2 separate regions of the Homo sapiens genome follow, and region 2 is linked to region 1. Evidence: chromatin loops called from intact Hi-C (ENCODE). Cell type or tissue: dorsolateral prefrontal cortex. All regions are shown on one strand.

Region 1 (8,000 bases):
CTTAACTGAAGTCAAAGATGACCAATAAAATGTAGGCAGATGTCAGGTCTGATCATGTGGATGCTCAAATGACAAACAGAAACATTGAGAGAAATTGCATTAATTAAATCATAAAAATATGTTCTGATTTTTGGAGAATTTACTCCTCCTCCTGGGGTGACCCTTGACAAGACATTCTGTCTTCCTATTTTTAAGCAAAAAAAAAAAAAAGTGGGTAGAAGATGAAAGTTTGATATTTCGCTCATGCATAGCTTTGTCTCATTAATATATTTTGTGCTTGCCTGTCATTTTGGCTTTCTGCTGCCAGACGAAGCTCCTTCGACTGCCATTCCTACTTCTGACACTCCTCTTGTCCTTTTCAGGATAACTTTATGCCTATTGTGCCTTGGATCTTGAAAAACGTGGTAAAACTGGCCAATGGTGACGGCAGGCATAGCAGGGAATCAGATTGAGGGGGGTGGGGGTGGGGACAGAAAATAAAAGAGGGCATCAGGCTACTTGATGATGGAATCAGGCTGCTTCTGCAATGACATTACATGAAATATCTGAAATTTGACCTTAACTGTATCTGGTGGGTCCCATTAACCCTGTAAGTTTAGACAGAACATTTACTCCAATTCTAGCAACGTCTAGGCTCATGGGAACACGTGACCAATTCAGGTGAATGAAAGGGATTTTAAAACATCAATTTCCAGGTTAAGTCTTCCTAAGACTGCCTGCGTGTCCCTTACCACCACTCCAGCCTGAGTGTCACATGAATACTGAATGCGGACTTGTGTGCAAACTGTAGAAAAATTAGAAGCAACTGAAAACCCCAGGCAGCGGAGTGGTGTGATGATGAAAGACACCGAGACGGAAGATTGGGAAGCTGGAAATTACCCCCCAGCTTCGGTGTTTGGGCTGTATCTTGCTTTTCCACTTCCCTAAATCACCCTCGTGGTGCGAGCGTGCTCGCAGCAGATGCTCCCTAATTGTCTCTTGTATTGACCGTAAAACCCTAAGGGCAGGAATACTCTCTCTCCTTCTATTTCAACACCCAAACTAAAACCTCTCACCTGAGTGTAAGGGCGTGCTGACCTTCTTAAGCAGAGAGCTCTTCCATCAGGGGGCTCCCTAAGGGCATCTCTGTTCCTAGCGGCGAAGCCCTCACCCCACTTTGCTCTGCTTAGCCTGAGACACGCAACTTTCTCCAGCCTTTACTCTTCGCTGAATTCTCACGGCGGGCTTGCGGGTACGTTCAGGAGCGAGGTTGGGGGCCCGGCCCGCTGGGCGCTGTTCACAGGTAGCTTGGACCAGAGCAGGGGCTTCATCATTACCTGCGGGGACAGGTGGGACACATGCATTTCCGGGGTCATCCCAGACCTCCTGGAGGATGCTGATTGATGCTGTCCCGTTTGAGAACTACTGTGTCCAGGTAGCAGAGGCCTCCCCGATGCCCCTTGAGTAGTGGGCACGGGGCCCAGGGCTTCTCTGGATGAGCTGGGCGGGCATGAGAACGCATGGAGCTGGGGGCAGGAGGTCGGAGCAGCGAACGAGGAGGAGAAGGAGTAGGCGGAGGCCGAAGGAGAGGTGGGGGAGGAAGAAGAGGAGGAGGAGGAGTCCCTTGTGGCCACCCCGAAGGGAGGGAGGGCTACCGTAGAGACTTGGTCGAGAGGCGCGGGACAAGCCTGGCCGCTGGGACTGTGCGCTGAGGTGCACCGACCGTCGGGCCGCGAGCTCCCCGCAGACCCTCGCGGAATGAGCTGGGGGGCGGCGCGCGAGGCGGCGGAGCGGAAGGCGCACTGCGACCCCGGCGGGCTACAGCCTGCGGCGCTTGCAGGGCGCTGGTGGGGCGCGCCGAGCAGGGGCTGCCCTGGGGCTGCCCCAGTCCCACCAGGTCGGGGCTCAGCTGGCGGCGGCGGCGGCGGTGGCGGCAGCGCGTCCCATCCGGGTCCGAGTAACCGCCGCCGCCGCCAAAACTCGCCAACGTGGCGGACCCGGAGGCTGTGCTGGCAGATGCCAGTTACCTGATGGCCATGGAGAAGAGCAAGGCGACTCCGGCCGCCCGCGCCAGCAAGAGGACCGTCCTGCCCGATCCCAGGTACCAGCTGCCCCGGCCCGCGCTGGTCCCCACGCCGCCGTCCCCAAGCGGCCGTCAGCGACCTCCTGCGTCCGGGAGGGTCGGGCATTGAGTCGTCGCTGTCCTGGGTGCGGGTGACACCGCGGAACTGGCGATGCGGGGCCGGCCTCCCCGTTCCAGTCTCTGAAATGGGGCATCGGATGGCCGGTGGGGGGGACTCCGGGAGAGAGCGCTCCAAAGTGCCCAGCGCGGCGCCCTGCGCGCAGCGAGCGCCCCAGGGAGGGGCTGGTTATGACTTGGCTGGACCAGCTCCATCCCTGTCGCCCCCTCCCCCCGGCCCTGTCCTGTCCTGTCCCATCCCCGTGGTTCTTCCTGTTGCATTGGTGTGGTCCCTGTGGGCTCGTTGCCTGTCACTCCTTTGCGCTCCTTCTTGGTCGCTGCTTCTTCCCCGGCTCTGTGGTCCCCCTTTCCAACTCCATCCCCTCAGCTCCCTCTGGGCCGCTTATCTGGGGACTGCAGGCTTGTTGCTTACTGTCCGAGGTAGTTAAACTGCTGTTTTCAGTGCTTGTTCTTCTTGAAGTCCCTAAGTCTAGTCACCTTCTTAGGCTCTTCTTCTATTTTGTGCCCAGGCAGGATTTTTGACCCACTCAATAATCTTTTTGGTGCCACGTGTGTCACCTGAGCTGCTTTTCTCAACTTGCAGATCTACTGGTGGCACTTTATTAAAAAATTGAAATGGGATTCATTTAAAAAGGCACTTGAATGGATGATTCCAGACAGGAATTTGTTGTTAAATTATCAAAGGAGGGCCCGATTGAATTGGCGAGGGGTTTGGTGAGGTCCATACCAAGTTGCAATTTTCTCTCAGATGATTTATAATTAAGGAACTAGTAAAATTTTTTGCTAGTTCATATCATTAGCACTTCCCCAGAAAAAATAGTTCTTCAGGTTAGTAGTGAGTTTTAAATAGTGTATTAAAGCTTCAGTGATGGTTTTTTTTTTTTTCTCTAGCTCCTTTCCTAATTAACACCATCATGAGTTGTACAGCTAATGTGATTCCTTGATGCTAAATAGCTCTTGGAATTTGATGCTCAAAAGAGGCATCTTGTTTATGGTGAATTTGAAACCATGCAATTCTATAAAATATTGGAATCTAAACCAAAGTTATTGTCCATTTGAAATCATCAGGCCTTCAAGCGTTAGGCGCCCAAGATTGCTTAAATGTTACCTAATGCTAAGTGATCATCACATGATTTTTTTTACAAGTCCATCTATGAGCCCTATGATACAGAAAATACCAGTCCCCTTGTTATTTTTGAAAAGCTAAATTGTGCAAATGAAGACATGCTTGCTAGATATTTTGGGCTTGCTTTTCTCCTTAGCCCATGCCTCTTGTTGGTTTTGCAGGATGTGCTACTCTTTGATAGGCAATGCCAAGTAGTGAAAATGAGGGAAAAGTGCAAACCTTTCTTCAATGTCATGAGTTTAACATCCCTATTCCAGAGTGTAGCATATCTGAAGCTAATTGAAAAAAATCAATGCTGCTTAAAATTTCCAGCAAATGGGAAACTTAGAGAACAAGAACTCCTATATCAAACCTAAATTTCACCGAAGAAACTGTATATTTCTATAAATGTGGTAGAAAAAGGCTTAATTCCTTTTTCTCTTGCCTTTCCTAGTGTCCCCCACCACCACCACCCAAAGTCAGGGAGTCCTAAATATTGTAGGGTTTCTAGATATAAAATTGATGAATCTCAACTCATGGGCAGTTATTTTTGGGGGGTGTAGTTTTTTGTATTTAGTCGAGGCGGGGGTTTCACCATATTGGCCAGGCTGGTCTCGAACTCCCGATCTCAGGTGATTCACCCACCTCAGCCTCCCAGAGTGCTGGGATTACAGACGCGAGCCACCGTGCCCAACTGAGATTTGTTTTAAAATGCTTTAAAAACTGGAGGTGGGATAAGTGGTGATAGTGGCTCATGCCTGTAGTTCCAGCACTTTGGGAGGCCGAGGCGAGCAGATCAGTTGAGACCAGCTTGGGCAACACACCAAAACCTCATATCTATGAAAATTAGAAAAATTAGTTGAGCAGAGTGGCACACACCTGTAGTCCTAGCTGCTTGGGAGGCTGAGGTGGGAGGATCACTTGAGTCCAGGAGAGTGAGGCCGCAGTGAGCTGAGATGGCACTACTGTACTCTAATCTCAGCAACACCGTGACTCTGCCTCAAAACGAAAAAGAAAAAAAAATGGAGGGCGGGGTAGGGAAAAGTAGCAGATTACAATCTTGGTAACTTCCAATGAGGTGCTGAGTGATGGGTCTAGGTGTTCACTACATTATATCCTTTTGCATGTTTGAAAACTTTTGCAATAATTTTTCAAAACAGTAGAGAAGATGGCCAGGTGTGAAGATCACAGCTGTGTCCCTGCAGGGCTAATGGAAGCCTCAGTTTTCCCAATGTCATGTGTAATAGCACTGGTGACTTAAGATGTACTATATAATTTCTATGACAGCATCATACACAGATGCAAGATGCAAGTGTACTGCATCTCAAACAACTTAGATTGATGGGAGGATGATGTGTTTTTTGGAAACTGCATTAGATGACTCAAAAAGAGGCTCTGTGACACTGATTACAAAGATGCGGGTAGAGTTTTAAGAGGCTCGTTTGCAACCTAAGAGTCCCGACTAATCCAACCAGAGTGGACAGATTTACAACTTCTTGACCTGAAGGCTTGCTGTAGAAGGATGAGAAAAAAAAAAAATGCAAGAAGGCTATTGAAAGTAGAAAGCACAGTAAGAGATCATACTTCAGAAAACGATGATCTGTTTACTTCCTGAGTGCAAAAGACTTCACTGACTTCATTCAGATCATGGGTATCTATTAAATCGCGGCTCTGATGTTTAAATTTAGCAGAAAAAAAAAAGTAACCCATGGTCTTTAAAATAATCTACCCTCTAAGCATACTATCCATGCCTAAGGAAACCTTGCAATGTAAGTCTCTCTTATTAAAATTATGTTAACAGCTATTTTTTAATTACTTGAATATTAATTTGTGAAAATATTTCAAAATAATCATTTTAAAATGTTTCATGGCCGGGTGCGGTGGCTTATCATGCCTGTAATCCCAGCACTTTGGGAGGCCGAGGCGGGTGGATCACCTGAGGTCAGGAGTTCGAGACCAGCCTGGCCGACATGGTGAATCCCTGTCTCTACTAAAAATATAAAAATTAGCCAGGTGTGGTGGTGGGCACCTGTAATCCCAGCTACTCAGGAGGCTAAGGCAGGAGAATCACTTGAACCCTGGAGGCAGAGGTTGCAAAGAGCCGAGATCACACCACTGCACTCCAGTCTGGGCGACAGAGCGAGACTCTGTCTCAGGAAAAAAAAAAAAAAAAAAAAAAGGCCGGGCCCTGTGGTTCATGCCTGTAATCCCAGCACTTTGGGAGGCCGAGGCAGGTGGATCACGAGGTCAGGAGATCAAGACCATCCTGGCTACCACGGTGAAACCCCGTCTCTACTAAAAATACAAAAAATTAGCTGGGTGTGGTGGTGGGTGCCTGTAGTCCCAGCTACTTGGGAGGCTGAGGCAGGAGAATGGCGTGAACCTGGGAGGTGGAGCTTGCAGTGAGCCAAGATTGTGCCCCTGCACTCCAGCCTGGCCAACAGAGCGAGACTCCATCTCAAAAAAAAAAAAAAAAAAAAAAGTGTGTTGCTCTAAAACAGGCCTCACTAAGTATTTTTGTGTACTTTTTTCTTTGTTACTGTCATCCATTGTCGTTCCATTAGGTTATTTGGGGCAGGCTAACAGGACTTACACGATCCTTCCTGAGAGGTCCCCTTGGTTTCTCTCACTTCAGCCTTGCCCGTGGTCCCTTAGATTCTGTCGTTGAGCTGTAGTGACCTGGGTTCTGGGGCACCCTGCAGTTGCCCCTGTGGAGGCTGACCCGTCACACTGTGTTGGGACTGTCTGTGTCCTCTCCTAACAACCCCTCTGGACATGGGCTCCTTGAAGGCAGGGGATGAGTGGGGTTCACTGTGTATTCTGAGGGTCAGATTCAGTGTCTGGCTCAGGGTAAGGATGCAGCATCTATCTTTTGAATGAGCGAATGGGTGAATAAACAGATGGATTGTCTTTTCCTTTTCTTCCCAATGAGTCTATGTATTTAATAGCCTGTATTAGACATAGCTAATATACCAAGTATTTGACTCTTTAGAGAGAGCTGTGGCAAAGATTTGGTTCTTCAAATGGCGTGAGATCAGAAATTCTTGAATTCATTTGAATGTGCAAAAATATTGTATAGGTTATAACATCATATTTCAACCCCAAATTTGGACAGATTTGGCACTATAGCTTTTATAAACTATGAAAAATAGTTTTCTCTAAACAATGCTACGGCAGCTTATGTGAGAAAAATACTAGAGAAAAGCTAATGATTTATTAATGAGTAAGGAAATATGCAAATATGAAACTAGAATCGACTGGGGGCAGCAGTAGGGAGGTGGGAGTAAATGCCTAAAATCTTTGGGAGTACTTTTTCTGGAAGACTTTGATTTGTTTTGAAAAGTGGCTTTGAAAGCTCTGCTTTAGCCATGTGGTAGTTCCCCCATATCTGTAGTTTTGCTTTCAGCAGTTTCAGTTGTCCGGAGTCAATCGAGGCCTGAAAATATTACATGGAAAATTCCAGAAATAGATAATTGCTAAGTTTTAACTTGCATGCCATTTTGACTAGGAAGATGAAATCTTGCACCATTCTGTCTGGAACGTGATTCCTTTGTTCAAGGAATCCTCAGTGTAGATGCTACTGCCCTGTGGGTCCCTTAGTACCTGGCTTAGGTATCAGATCCTTTGTAACCCTTATTTTATTGAATGATGGCCCCAAAGTGCTTGAGTAACAATGCTGGCAGTTCAGATATGCCAAAGGGAAGCTGCAAAGCACTGCCTCAGTGAAAAGGTGAACATTCTCAATGTAAGAGAACAGAATAAATCATATGCGGCGGTTTCTAAGAAGTAAGAATGAATCTTCTATCCATGAAATTGTGAAGAGTATATTGTTATAATTGTTCTATTTTATTAGCAGTTATTGATTCCTTACTGTGCCTAACTGATAAATTTAACTTTATCATAGATGTGTATGTATAGGAAAAAATGGTGGATATAGGATTCAGTACTATTTGCAGGTGCAGGCATCTACTGGCCTTGTATTTCTTTTTTTAGTCAAGATGATTTGAAAAACTTAGATACAGGAAAACCCTGTGCCCGGTCACTTGAATGGAAAGGCCATCTTTATTAATGAAAACATGGCTTAAGCTGTTGTAACCAAGAGACCCCAAAATGAGATGGCCCCCAAGCCCAGGCCACACCACAGACCAATTACATCAGACTCCCTGAAGAGGCCCAGGCACCAAGCTTTTTAGAATTCTTCCCAGGTAATCCTAAAGTCTAGGTAAAGTGGAGAACCACTGGCCTGGAGTTATTCAGAACTGACTAGGGAGGGGACTGGGTTTTGCAGCCCACAGCTTTCCCTCATCCTGGGCTTGTAGAACAGCTCTGCCTGCCTCGCTATAGGGCCTTCACCTCTCGGCCAAGCCTCGTGTTATGGGTGTTTCCCAGGAGGAAGTGGAGTGCACAAGTTCCTTTTAAGGAAGTGAAGTGGAAGTAGCATGTTTCACTCACATTCCATTGGTGGGTGCTAGGACCTGTGACTATGTAACCGCAATAGAGGTTGGGAAATGTGATGTGAATCTGGTTGGCCATCTGCCCTGCTCATTTTTGAGGTGGGAAGGTTTCTGTTACTGATAGGTAGAAGAGTGTAATGGTTACCGTGCTATCCATTAATTAAAACTACTTATTATCAATTACCAATTATCAATTCTAAAGCTGAACAGAGTTCAACTGACCTCATATATATAATTATGTCATGTGAGATAATTATACACA
Region 2 (8,000 bases), 300 kb after region 1:
AGGGGGTCACTGCAGATAAAGGTCAGGGGTGGGGACAGTCAGGTACTCTCCCTGTCTGCCTTAAATCCCAGAAGAGATTTAAGAGATGGCGCTATCAGATGAATGTGTGGATCTTGGTTAGATCCAGATTGAAACCCACCAGCTATACAAAAGACACTTGAGTCATGGAAATGTGGTTAGAGACTGGGCATTGGATCTTCAGGAATTATCAATTTGAAGGGGGAGTTGGGAAGTGATAATAGACTGTGTTTATATGAGAAAATTATCCATAATTTTTAGAAATGCAAACTGAAATAGGCTAAAACGACATGTGGTCTGAGATTTGTTATTGATTGATTGATTGATTGGGATGGAGTTTTGCTCTTGTTGCCCAGGCTGGAGTGCAACGGCACAATCTCGGCTCACTGCAACCTCCGCCTCCTGAGTTCAAGCAATTCTCCTGCCTCAGCCTCCCAACTAGCTGGGATTACAGGCGACTGCCACCATGCCCACAGCTAATTTTTTGTATTTAGTAGAGGCGGGGTTTCACCATGTTGGCCTGGATGGTCTTGAACTCCTGACCTCAGGTGATCCTCAGATGAGCCACTGTGCCTGGCTGAGATTTGTTTTAAAATGCTTTAAAAAATAAAGGTGGGATAAGTCGAGTGGAGTGGCTCATGCCTGTAATTCCAGCACTTTGGGTGGCCGAGGCAGGCGGATCAGTTGAACCAGGAGTTCGAGACCAGCTTGGGCAACACACCAAAACCTCATCTCTACAAAAATTAGTTGGGCATGGTGGCACACACCTGTAGTCCTAGCTACTTGGGAGGCTGGGGTGGGAGGATCACTTGAACCCAGGAGAGTGAGGCTGAAGTGAGCTGAGATTGCACTCCTGCACTCTAATTTGAGCAACAGAGTGAGACTCTGTCTCAAAAAAAGAGAAAAGTAAAAGAAAAAAAATGGAGGGTGGGGTAGGGAAAAGTAGCAGATTACAATCTTGGTAACTTCCAATGAGGTGCTGAGTGATGGGTCTAGGTGTTCACTATATTATATCCTTTTGCATGTTTGAAAACTTTTGCAATAATTTTTCAAAACAGTAGAGAAGATGGCTAGGTGTGAATATCACAACTGTGTCCCTGCAGGGCTAATGGAAGCCTCAGTTTTCCCAATGTCATGTGTAATAGCACTGGTGACTTAAGATGTACTATATAATTTCTATGACAGCATCATACACAGATGCAAGATGCAAGTGTACTGCATCTCAAACAACTTAGATTGACGGGAGGATGATGTGTTTTTTGGAAACTGCATTAGATGACTCAAAAAGAGGCTCTGTGACACTGATTACAAAGATGCGGGTAGAGTTTTAAGAGGCTCGTTTGCAACCTAAGAGTCCCGACTAATCCAACCAGAGTGGACAGATTTACAACTTCTTGACCTGAAGGCTTGCTATAGAAGGATGAGAAAAAAAAAATGTAAGAAGGCTATTGAAAGGAGAAAGCACAGTAAGAGATCATACTTTAGAAAACGATGATCTGTTTACTTCCTGAGTGCAAAAGACTTCACTGACTTATTCAGATCATGGGTATCTATTAAATCACGGCTCTGATGTTTAAATTTAGCAGAAAAAAAAAAAAGTAACCCATGCTCTTTAAGATAATCTACCCTCTAAGCATACTATCCATGCCTAATGAAACCTTGCAATGTAAGTCTCTCTTATTAAAATTATGTTAACAGCTTTCTATTTTTAAATTACTTGAATATTAATTTGTGAAAACATTTCAGAATAATCATTTTAAAATAAATAAGTGTTTCATGGCTGGGCGCGGTGGCCTGTAATCCCAGCACTTTGGGAGGCCGAGGCGGGTGGATCACCTGAGGTCAGGAGTTCGAGACCAGCCTGGCCGACATGGTGAATCCTCGTCGCTACTAAAAATACAAAAATTAGCCAGGCGTGGTGGTGGGCACCTGTAATCCCAGCTACTCAGGAGGCTGAGGCAGGAGAATCACTTAAACCCAGGTAGCGGAGGTTGCAGTGAGCCGAGATGAGATTGTGCCACTGCACTCCAGTCCAGGTGACAGAGCAATACCCTGTCTCAAAAAAAAAAAAGAGTGTGTTGCTCTAAACCGGGCCTCACTAAGTAATTACCAACAGGACCAGTGTGAAGAAAAAAAGTTTATTAAGAGAAAAATTTTAAAAAATCTGAGTAAATTGAGAGCTGTAACATATTTCTAGACAGGAAAACTCGACATTGTGAAGATGTCAGGTCTCCACAAATTAATCTGTAAATTCAAGACCAAAATTCAAATGAGAATCATTCCAAATGAGAATTTTAGAGAAACTCACAAGCCAGTGCTCATTCATCTGAAGAAAAAATGGGCAAAAATAACCAATATAATTTTGGAAAAGTAAAACAATGGAGATTTGCTCTAATATAAAACATTCCTCTAGCAACTAAAACAGTGTAAATATTCATGTATAGATGTGTACACATATCAGTTTGGTTTATGTTAAATACAGGTGGCATTTCGAGTGGAGGAGGAAGAGTGATGTGTGGTAGCTGTCTATCAAATAAAGCCATAATTCCTCCACATTATACACAAAAATAAATTCCAGGGTATTTAATGAGATAATAAAAAAGCTAAAAATACAAAAAAGGAATATATTCTTATTGTGGAGTACAGATACTCTGGGCTTTCCTAAGCAAACCCCAAACCTGGAAACCACAAAGGAGGAGATGAATGGATACGAGGACATGAATGAAAAGTTGGCATGTGACAGAGATCTCAGAATCCAAATTAAAAGACAGGAGGAAAAATTACATTGCATGACCTTCTGTGGAGCATGTTTTAGTTTGTAAGTCTATCTGCTTAGATAGCGCATACTTACTAAAATTCCTAACTGGCTCTTGTCCTAGGGAAGAGAGGGGGTAGGAGGCCTGAACTGTGTTTGGGTGTCCAGGAAGTAAGGCAATTTGTATCAAATGAGTCGCCTGTTTGCTAGTGGTAATTTCATCCGTTAGTCATTGGGAAGGAAGAGCTTGCTTTAAAAATGCCACAGAAAGATGGACGTTAATTTCATAGGTGGTAATTTAGGAATTCTTCTCACATGGCTACAAAAATAAGTCAGTCCAAAAGTGGAGGCTATTTGTGGCCTGGCGTTTTTCTGTGTACTTTTTTTTTTTTTTTTTCTTAGTTACTGTCATCCATTGTCTGTTCCATTAGGTTATTTGGGGCAGGCTAACAGGACTTACACAGTCCTTCCCCTTGGAAGGATCAGCCTTGCCCACGGTCCCTTAGATTCTGTCATTGAGCTGTAGTGACCTGGGTTCTGGGGCACCCTGCAGTCACACTGTTTAGACTGTCTGTGTCCTCTCCTGTCACCCCCTCTGGACATGGGCTCCTTGAAGGCAGGGGATGAGTGGGGTTCACTGTGTATTCTGAGGGTCAGACTCAGTGTCTGGCTCAGGGTAAGGATGCAGCACCTATCTTTTGAATGAGCGAATGGGTGAATGAACAGATGAGTTGTCTTTTCCTTTTCCTCCCAATGAGTCTATGTATTTAATAGCCTATATTAGACATAGCTAATATACCAAGTATTTGACTCGTTAGAGACAGCTGTGGCAAAGATTTGATTCTTCAAATGGTGCGAGATCAGAAATTCTTGAATTCATTTGAATGTGCAGAAATATTGTATAGGTTATAACATCATATTTCAACCCCAAATTTGGACAGATTTGGCACTATAGCTTTTATAAACTATGAAAAATAGTTTTCTCTAAACAATGCTACGGCAGCTTATGTGAGAAAAATACTAGAGAAAAGCTAATGATTTATTAATGAGTAAGGAAATATGCAAATATGAAACTAGAATCAACTGGGGGCAGAAGTAGGGAAGTGGGAGTAAATGCCTAAAATCTTTGGGAGTACTTTTTCTGGAAGACTTTGATTTGTTTTGAAAAGTGGCTTTGAAAGCTCTGCTTTAGCCATGTGGTGGTTCCCCCATTATCTGTGGTTTTGCTTTCAGCAGTTTCAGTTGTCTGGAGTCAATTGAGGCCTGAAAATGTTACATGGAAAATTCCAGAAATAGATAATTGCTAAGTTTTAACTTGCATGCCATTTTGACTAGAAAGATGAAATCTTGCACCATTCTGTCTGGAACGTGATTCCTTTGTTCAAGGAATCCTCAGTGTAGATGCTACTGCCCTGTGGGTCCCTTAGTACCTGGCTTAGGTATCAGATCCTTTGTAACCCTTATTTTATTGAATGATGGCCCCAAAGTGTGTGAGTAGCGATGCTGGCAGTTCAGATATGCCAAAGGGAAGCTGCAAAGTGCTGCCTCAGTGAAAAGGTGAACATTCTCAATGTAAGAGAACAGAATAAATCATATGCGGAGGTTTCTAAGAAGTAAGAATGTTCTATCCATGAAATTGTGAAGAGTATATTGTTATAATTGTTCTATTAGCAGTTATTGTTGATCCCTTACTGTGCCTAACTGATAAATTTAACTTTATCATAGATGTGTATGTATAGGAAAAAACAGTAAATATAGGATTCTTATACTATCTGCAGGTTCAGGTATCCACTGGCCTTGTATTTCTTTTTTTAGTCAAGATGATTTGAGAAACTTAGATACAGGGAAACCCTGTGCCCGGTCACTTGAATGGAAAGGCCGTCTTTATTAATGAAAACATGGCTTAAGCTGTTGTAACCAAGAGACCCCAAAATGAGATGGCCCCCACGTCCAGGCCACACCACAGACCATTTACATCAGACTCTCCCTGGAGAGGCCCAGTCACCAAGCTTTTTAGAATTCTTCCCAGGTAATCCTAAAGTCTAGGTAAAGTGGAGAACCACTGGCCTGGAGTTATTCAGAACTGACTAGGGAGGGGACTGGGTTTTGCAGCCCACAGCTTTCCCTCATCCTGGGCTTGTAGAACAGCTCTGCCTGCCTCGCTATAGGGCCTTCACCTCTCGGCCAAGCCTCGTGTTATGGGTGTTTCCCACTCAGGAGGAAGTGGGGTGCACAAGTTCCTTTTAAGGAAGTGAAGTGGAAGTAGCATGTTTCACTCACATTCCATTGGCGTGTGCTAGGACCTGTGACTATGTAACCGCAATAGAGGTTGGGAAATGTGATGTGAATCTGGTTGGCCATCTGCCCTGCTCATTTTTGAGGTGGGAAGGTTTCTGTTACTGATAGGTAGAATGTAATGGTTACCATGCTATCCATTAATTAAAACTATTTATTATCAATTACCAATTATCAATTCTAAAGCTGAACAGAGTTCAACTGACCTCATATATATGTCATGTGAGATAATTATACACATACACACACAGGCAAGCTATGAGCTAGATGCAAAGACTTGGGAGAGGCTTTAGTTTACGTTAATTACAAAGTTTTAAAGTTTACATTTACTAAGCTTTTAGTTTATATTAATCATAAAGTTGTTGCTCTTTGTTCCACTGTCATTTATGAGTTGTTTAGGAGTGGAAACACTGCTGTGGGTGACTTTTTCATTTGTTTGGGCTCCCTTGGTGCAAACTTAGAGGCAGAAAAGCGTTTTCAGCCAAAACGTATTCCAGTGATGTCAGTTGCAATCCTGGGTCATCACATAAAGGTTATAGCAACTTCAAGGGTGTAGAATCTGAAAAAAGTTAAGGTTAAATAGGAATATCATTTCTGGTAGGGCATGACATTTTCTAGAGCCCCCTTTTAATTATCTTGCTATATACACTCTTACTTGTAGAAACCATTCTTGAAGGGTTGGGGAAGGCTCCACGGTGTTGGTGGGTACAGATTTAGTATAAATGAATTAGTCTTACTCATCTTTCTATATTCTTGTGACCAGAATACTTCCAGACCCATAACAGATTCTTAGCAAATATTAACTGACATGAATATGCTTATATCATTGTGTAGTTTATTTAGAAAAATGATACTCTTTCACTCCTTTGTGGACATTTCACAGTGACATGTTGAGTCCTTTGGTATGCAACAGTGTTGAAGGTGGGGGATTGAGTACTAGAATGATTGCTGATGTCTCTTCAAGGGTGGTGGGAGACACAGGGACTTCTATCATTAACAGTTAGAAAGAGTGAATAAGACCTGCTGTGCAATAACACAACAGAGTGACTATAGTCAATAATAACTTAATTGTACATTTTAAAATAAAGAGTATAATTGGATAATTTGTAACTCAGAGGAGAAATGCTGGAGGGGTTGGATACTCCATTCTTCATGATGTGCTTATTTCACATTGCATGTCTATATCAAAACATTTCATGTCCCCGTAAATATATCTACCTACTGTGTACACACAAATGTTAAAAGATAAATTAAAAAAAATCATGACAGTCCATTGTGGGAAATGATATAGCAGTGATGTACAGCAAGCAGTAGGAACAGAGGTGGGAGGGCTCACCTCTGCAGAGTTGGGGAGGGCTGCATAGTCTTGGTGACCCCTGAACTGGGTCATGGAGGATGAGTAGGAGATTTTCATGTGAAAAGGAAAGGGCATTAGAGGGAATGGTATTTACAGAGTGATGGAGCTGTGGAAGAGCCTGTGTCTTTCATGAAAAATGAAAAAATCAAGTGTGGCTGCAGTGTGAGAAAGACAACAGCAAGACCTGGTTGAGGCAGCCTCCTTGAAAATGCTCCCTGCAGTACACTAAGGGGTTTGGACGTTGGGCAAAGCGAGAGGCCCTTGCAATCTTTTTTTTTTTTTGAGATGGAGTCTCATTCAGGCTGGAGTGCATGGCACGATCTCAGCTCACCACATCCTCCACCTCCCATGTTCAAGCAATTCTCCTGCCTCAGCCTCCTGAGTAGCTGGGATTACAGGTGCCTGCCACCACGCCCAGCTACAGCTAATTTTTGTGTTTTTAGTAGAGACAGGGTTTCACCATGTCAGCCAGGCTGGTCTGGAACTCCTGACCTCAGGTGATCCCCCTGCCTCAGCCTCCCAAAGTGCTAGGATTATAGGCGTGAGCCACCGTGCCCAGTGGCCCTTGCAGTCTTTTAAATGAGATGATTACATGGTCCGATTTATATTTTAGAAAAATTACTCTTGGAAACAAGGAGGCTGCAACCCTCCCTGCATGAGGCTTCCTGACCCTAGTCTCTGTCCTCTAATAATGCCACAGCCATAGAACATAGTCTCTTCTGTATTATTCCTGATTTAAAGGATTTTGATGAAAAGGTAAATGGATTCTGAAATGATTCTTACAACTAATTTATTTTATTTTTATTTTTTATTTTTTGAGGCAGAGTCTTGCTCTGTCACCCAGGCTGGAGTGCAGTGGCGCGATCTTGGCTCACTGCAATCTCTGCCTCCCAGGCTTAAGCAATCCTGCCACGTCAGCCTCCCAAGTAGCTGGGACCACAGACACGTACCACCATGCCTGGGTAATTTTTTTATAGTTTTGGTAGAGATGGGTGATGTGGTTTGGCTGTATCCCCACCCAAATCTCATCTTGAATTGCACTCCCATAATTCCCACCTGTGGTGGGAGGGACCTGGTGGGAAATAATTGAATCACGGGGCAGTTTCTCCCACACTGTTCTCGTGGCAGTGAGTAAGTCTCACGAGATCTGATGGTTTGATAAGGGGAAACCCGTTTCGCTTGGTTCTCATTCTCTCTTTTGCCTGCTGCTATGTAAGACGTACCCTTTGCCTTCCACCATGATTGTGAGGCCTCCCCAGCCACATGGAACTATAAGTCCAATTAAACCCTGTTTCCTGGATACATTACCCAGTCTCGGGTATGTCTTTACCAGCAGTGTGAAAATGGACTAATACAATGGAGTTTCACCATGTTGCCCAGGCTGGTCTCAAACTCCTGAGCTGAAGCGATCCACCTGCCTCGGCCCCTCAAAGCGCTGGGATTACAGGTGTGAGCCACCACGCCCTGCCTGTTGTAACTAATTTAAAGGGATAGTTTCAAGTATAAAGGTTCAGTCTCTTTGATTAGGTAAACCGAGGACACCATAAATTTATTTGTCATTCAGCTGGTGTCTGT

Evidence for each region. A loop is a pair of places that touch in the nucleus more often than their neighbours do. Peaks named below come from ENCODE experiments on the same cell type or tissue, not always from the same donor. Only the 100,000 strongest peaks of a DNase experiment are listed, where the experiment ranks them.
Region 2: it touches region 1 in a loop (8-fold over the local background); 26 of 110 quality-filtered maps call a loop at or near these places.

Annotation. Positions count from the first base shown.
Region 1 is chr22:25,280,976-25,288,975 of GRCh38, forward strand. LOC105372969 (a long non-coding RNA gene) reads right to left here and starts at 2,091. Exons shown (of 3, transcript NR_188583.1): 1 at 2,007-2,091; 2 at 1,078-1,316. RefSeq lists enhancers at 788-1,722, 1,723-2,655. In dorsolateral prefrontal cortex, no CTCF peak of the experiment used is centred here; no DNase peak of the experiment used is centred here; H3K4me3 peaks cover 477 bases; H3K27me3 peaks cover 5,914 bases.
Region 2 is chr22:25,580,205-25,588,204 of GRCh38, forward strand. All of the region lies in intron 1 of GRK3 (G protein-coupled receptor kinase 3), which reads left to right. Among named protein-coding and RNA genes, the nearest start is that of GRK3-AS1, 19 kb to the left of the region's middle. In dorsolateral prefrontal cortex, no CTCF peak of the experiment used is centred here; no DNase peak of the experiment used is centred here.